Regions from separate parts of the Homo sapiens genome. Here region 1 is linked to region 2. The links are chromatin contacts, found by Hi-C in ENCODE. All regions are on one chromosome and are shown on one strand. The core of a region is the stretch at or near the end of the contact, and the rest is flanking DNA. Distances in the headings are between cores, read along the strand shown. Region 1 holds the start of KDM7A-DT (KDM7A divergent transcript). Region 2 holds the start of TRIM24 (tripartite motif containing 24).

Region 1 (2,700 bases), core at 92-2,591, 1.7 Mb after region 2:
CAGGGGGTCCGGAGAAGCGTTCCCTTCGGGCCGCCGCAACCCACTCCATCTGCCCCAGTCCCGGCGACCCGGGTGTGTGCGGGGGCCCAGGACCGCGACCCGGGTCAACCTGCCGCCCGCCGGGGGCCCGGCCCCAACTTCCCCGGCACCTTTCAAGTCCCCGAGAGCGAGTGCCTCATCTGTTGCTCTGTTTACTCCGCGGAGCCCCGCCGAGCTGGCTGGCGCGGTCGCCTCTCCGGCCCGCCGCTGCCCCCGTCCCACTGGCCCAGGAAGTTTGATAAAGACGGGGAAGGGGGCGCGACAGGGACCCGCGGCGCGGAGGAGACGCGGGGCCGGGGCGACCCCATCGCCGCCCGGAAGGAAGGCAGGCGCGTCGGCCGGCCGGGCAGAGCGGCGGGGCGGCCGGCGACTCCGGCCGGAGCCCCGGGCGCGGCGGGGCGGGGCGGGGCGGCGGCGGCCCGGGCTGGCGAGGGGCTGCGGACCCGGCCGGCGCTCCGCCCGACGCCCCCGCCGCGCCCGCCCGGCCGCGTCCCCTCGCCCCAGGCTCCCCCTGCCAACTTATCCGCCGGCCCTCTTTGTTCGTGTTTGTTGTGGCGACTCTTCGCCCGGGCCAGGCGAGCCCACCGGCTCCCCTCTGGAGCCCGCCCGGCGAACCCGGGGCACCGCGCGCCCCACTGCCCGGCCGGGGGGCTAGGCACCGGGGCCCCCTGAAAGCTGGGCGCGGCGCGGCGGCCCGGCCCGAGGGAGGCGCGGGCGGCCGGCGGCGGCGGCGGTTGGTCGGTGGCCGGCGGTGGCGGCTGCGGGGCTGGAGGGGGTTTATTTACCTGCCGTGGAACCAGTCCTTGCAGATATCGCACTCGATCATGAAGCGGTTCACGTCGTACGGCTGCCGGCACACACAGTACACGGGCGGGGGCGGCGGAGGCGCCGAGGCCCGGCCGGGAGCCGCCACCGACACGGCTGCCGCGGCGGCTCCAGCTGCTGCTCCCGCGGCCACCGCCGCCGCCGCTCCGGCCATCTTTAAAAAACACACACACGCTCGCTCGCTACTCCGCTCGCCGACTGGAGCGAGCGCAGCCGCCAGCCAGCGCCGCCTCCTGCAGCAGCCGCGGCGGCGGCGGCGCCTCAGTGCGCGCGCGCGAGGCCGCGGCGGCTGGCGGAGGGGGAGGAGGCGCGCGCGACGCGCGAGGCCCAGACTCGGCTGCTTCCGGCGCTCGGCGCGGGGCCGTGCGTCTCGCGCACGTCTCTGGCGCCGGCGCGCGCTCCCCGCTCCTCTCCGCGACGGCCGGGCGGAGGGAGCTGTTGAAGGGCACGCAGGCGGCTGCGGGGGCGGAGGGAGCTGAGGCCCCGTGAGGACACGCGCGGTGGTGGCGGTGGCGGCGGGCGCGCGGCCGCAGCCGGAGGAGGACGGCGGGAGCGTGCGAGGAGCTGGCTCGGTTATTTCGGAGCGAGAGCCGAGGCCGGGGGAAGTTCCTGCGGAGTGCTCAAGGGCAGAAGAGGTGCCGCGTCCCGAAGAGGGGAAGCGGAGAAGTTTGCTGCTGCCCGGGTCGCCTCGCGACGCTGAGAGAATCGCCCAGCCCTCCGCAGCCGCCCAGCGAGAACCGGAGCTGCGGCCCCGCACCGGCGTGAGTCCAGCTGAGCTGACACGCCGAGCCGGTTGTGCCTTTCCGAGGGAGGAATGTGCCGTGGAATCCAAACTTTGGAAAACGTCCCACCCGAATTCCCAGCGAGCAGCAAGGAGACCAGAGCGTCGATGGAGCCACCGTTAGTTGCGGGAGGGCTGTCCCCAAGAGGAATTCATCACTGTCGTCCGCTGGGAGGGACCAACCTTGAAATGGGGTTGGTGGAGAGAGGGATAGAGAAGAGCCGGCGTGCTTATAAATAACAAAACTTAGCTATGAACCCTTCCGATTCCCAAGTGGGGAAGATGGGGTAAAATTCTAAGTGACTTCTCGCTCCGAAGAGGGATACCACAAAAAGCGGAGCGCAGGGTACTTGGCGTATAATAAGCCATCAATAATTTATGGGTGAAATTGAGAGCCAAATATAAGATGATAAACTGAAGAATAAAAACAGCTGACAAATACTGTATAGAAAAGATTGCGTTGGAATCATAACTGTGGATTGGAAGTGATGTTAAGGATTATTGGATTGAGTATTTGTAGCTGAATTTCTGCTGGCATTTCTATCAGTGGGGAAAGCCCTCACAGCTCCATAGGTAATTTTTGTTAGGGGAGGAAGAAGTGTTGTTCTGTCACCCACCCCCAGGCAAAGAGTCGCTGATCTAATTCTCCATTTCTTTCTTTCTTTCCTTTCTTTCCTTCCTTCCTTCCTTCCTTCCTTCCTTCCTTCCTTCCTTCCTTCCCTCCCTCCCTTTCCTTTCCTTTCCTTTCCTTTCTTTCCTTTCTTTCTTTGAAACGGAGTTTCGTTCTTGTTGCCCGCGCTGGAGTGCAGTGCAGTGCTGTGATCTCGGCTCATTGCAACTTCCACCTCCCGGGTTCGAGGGATCCTCCTGCCTCAGCCTCCCAAGTAGCTGGGATTACAGGCGCACGCCACCGCACCCGGGTAATTTTGTATTTTTAATAGAGACGGGGTTTCACCATGTTGGCCAGGCTGTTTGAACTCCTGACCTCAAGTGATCCGCCCGCCTCGGCCTCTCAAAGTGCTGGGATTACAGGCGTGAGCCACCAAGTCCTGCCT
Region 2 (2,700 bases), core at 20-2,519:
TGGGTGGGGGAGGCGGGAAGAGCTGTTGAATGTCTTGTGATTAAGTAAAAGAACCTCTCACTTGAGGCCTACGGAGGTTGTGTTTAAGGGCAAGGTCTTGAAGGAAGGCTACGTTGCCTAGCCCTCCCCCATTGCCATCCCATATAGTCCTCCAGGAAAACTGTGATTTTAGCAAAGCCTTTCATGACCCACTCCATCTTTCTCTAAAGTCCAGTACCGCTTCATTAGTATTGACAAAAAAAAAAAAAAAAGGTAAATACTTCTTAAAGTTACGTGTTACAAAATCTTGTTTCCTTCATTCCGTTTCTATTCTTCAAGTTCCTTAAAAGCTGCGCCATTTTTTGAGTGAAAAATGTGCGTAACTTCTGATATCAGCGTAGAGAGGTGAGGGAGGGAGGGAGGGAATAAAATAAGAGGGAGGGAGGAAATACAAAAGAATCCTGAAGTTATGAATTATTTGGGTAACAGTATTGAGGTTTATTTTTGCTTAATGATGCTATATTTATGCAATAAAAACATTTGTCAATCTGTATTAATTCCTGGGAAAACGAACCACTTTTAGTCACTTAAAAAGCAAATCACTGACTTTAAAAATTAATTTCACCTTTTTCATTGGGGAAACCCTTTAAAAATTTCCAACTTGCACGAGAACTTCCCCCCCTTATTCTTCATACTCATTCATTCTAGAGATGAGTAAAATTAGGTTGCAATATCCCTGCTGCCTCCAGAGTACCTCTTTCACACAGTATTTTAAAAAATTATTTCCTTGTTTGCTCTTCAGTACCTCCACTCCTTCCTCCTGTGACCCTCCGACCATATTTACTCCTCCTACAAGACCAGGTCTCCAGTAATGAAATCAGTTTTCCAAGCAGTTACTTAATTAACGGCATTGAGTAGACAAGTGAGGTCCCGCCCCCTAGGAGGAGCTAACACCGCGGACCGAATCAGGCGGATGGTCGTTAACAAATGAACCCTTAATCTTTTCAGAGGAGGAAACATACACAAAGGCCCAATCAGAAGCCGCGATTTCAGGCGTCCGGAGGGGGCGGGGCTGGGCAAGCACCTCCCACTTCCCAACCTCCCGCCGCGGCCGACGGAGCCTCGCGGGCTCCAACAGGTCCCGCCCCCTCGCCAGGCGCGGCCGCTATTGGGCGGCGCGCTCCACACCGAAGCCTCAGTTGCTGGGAGAGGGAGGGCGGGGGCGGGGGCGGGGCCTGAGGTGGGCCAGGGGGATGAAGAGAAAGGCGGGGAGGCAAGGGCGGGCTGGGCGTATTCCACGAGCGCCTCGGCGGTTGGCGAAGCGGACGGGGTGCAGCCTCCCCGGTGCGAGGAACGGTCTCCGCTGACAGATACCCTCCTTCCGGCCGCGCCACTCGGGAGGCGGATCCCGTGGGCCTGAGGAGGCTTCCCCCGCCCGGTTTGCTTTCCCTCCCTCGCTGGCGCTGCCGCGAGTCCACCGAGCGGCCTCTGAGGAGCAGCCGCAGGAGGAGGAGGAGGTCGTCGGGGGCGGCGGGCGGAGACCGCGCTCTCGCTTCCCCGGCGGCGGCAAGGGCAGGACAATGGAGGTGGCGGTGGAGAAGGCGGTGGCGGCGGCGGCAGCGGCCTCGGCTGCGGCCTCCGGGGGGCCCTCGGCGGCGCCGAGCGGGGAGAACGAGGCCGAGAGTCGGCAGGGCCCGGACTCGGAGCGCGGCGGCGAGGCGGCCCGGCTCAACCTGTTGGACACTTGCGCCGTGTGCCACCAGAACATCCAGAGCCGGGCGCCCAAGCTGCTGCCCTGCCTGCACTCTTTCTGCCAGCGCTGCCTGCCCGCGCCCCAGCGCTACCTCATGCTGCCCGCGCCCATGCTGGGCTCGGCCGAGACCCCGCCACCCGTCCCTGCCCCCGGCTCGCCGGTCAGCGGCTCGTCGCCGTTCGCCACCCAAGGTGAGAACCGGCCGCGGCCGCTGGGGAGCCCGGGGAGAGGGCCAGGAGGGGGCGGGCGCCCTTGTGCGGCGCGACCCGCTGTCATGTCGCCGCCGCCCGGGGTGCGCGGCGGGGGAGGGGCGAGCAGGAGGGTCTGTGCTGGCGACGGTGACATGGAGGGCCCGCGCTCTGCGGCGTGTCGCGCTCGGCCAGCAACTTCCCCGGGCGCTGTGGACTTGACCGCGCCGCCGCCGCCGCCGCTGCTCCGCATTCTCAACAGCCGGGCGGCCCCTGCCACTCGCACTTTTGCAGACCTCTGTCGGAGTCTCCTGCAGCCGGAATCTCGGGTTCTTTGCCGGCTGCAGCCAGTTAACTGCTACCCGCCCGCTGCCTCCACAAAGCTTTGTCCAGGTCCATATGATCCTGATCATCTCGTCTATACTCACGTTATTTGAGCTGCAGGGGAGAAGGGAGGGATGAAGATGAAGTGATGGTGACTTTCTTTGATGATTGATTGCAGATCGGATGTCATTTATTTCTTATCTTGCATGTTTGGGGCTCTTTACCTTAATGAGTTCCCAGTTCTCTTCCCTCTCCTCTGCTGGGGACAAAGGAACCAAGAGACGTTGTTTTGTTGTGTGTCTCTTTCAAAGGTTTTATTTTGAGACGGCGAAGAGAAATAATACAAAGTGATTTGGGTTTTCTGGTATTTTATAGATAAAGCTGGAAGTTACTGTTCTCTTTGTGGTGTTTATTACTGTAAAATTAGACTTTTGACAGGTGTTCCATTGCTAACTT

Evidence for each region. A loop is a pair of places that touch in the nucleus more often than their neighbours do. Pooled maps may share reads with other maps.
Region 1: a loop to region 2 is called in a map of sigmoid colon, with 7 times the contacts of the local background. The contact joins the promoter of KDM7A-DT here to the promoter of TRIM24 in region 2. A Hi-C loop is called at or near these places in 1 of 168 maps with a recorded cell type or tissue (sigmoid colon), 1 of 37 single-sample maps with no recorded cell type and 14 of 50 pooled maps.

The regions. Positions count from the first base shown.
Region 1 is chr7:140,175,920-140,178,619 of GRCh38, forward strand. It overlaps KDM7A-DT (KDM7A divergent transcript), which reads left to right and starts at 1,342. Exons shown (of 1, transcript NR_024451.1): 1 at 1,342-2,700. KDM7A (lysine demethylase 7A) reads right to left here and starts at 1,064. Exons shown (of 20, transcript NM_030647.2): 1 at 825-1,064. The coding sequence starts at 1,018. RefSeq lists silencers at 1-72, 83-262, 903-1,002, 1,043-1,472 and an enhancer at 697-1,620.
Region 2 is chr7:138,458,990-138,461,689 of GRCh38, forward strand. TRIM24 (tripartite motif containing 24) reads left to right here and starts at 1,270. Exons shown (of 19, transcript NM_015905.3): 1 at 1,270-1,923. The coding sequence starts at 1,560. RefSeq lists enhancers at 1-235, 639-1,421 and silencers at 932-1,321, 1,382-1,631, 1,662-2,141.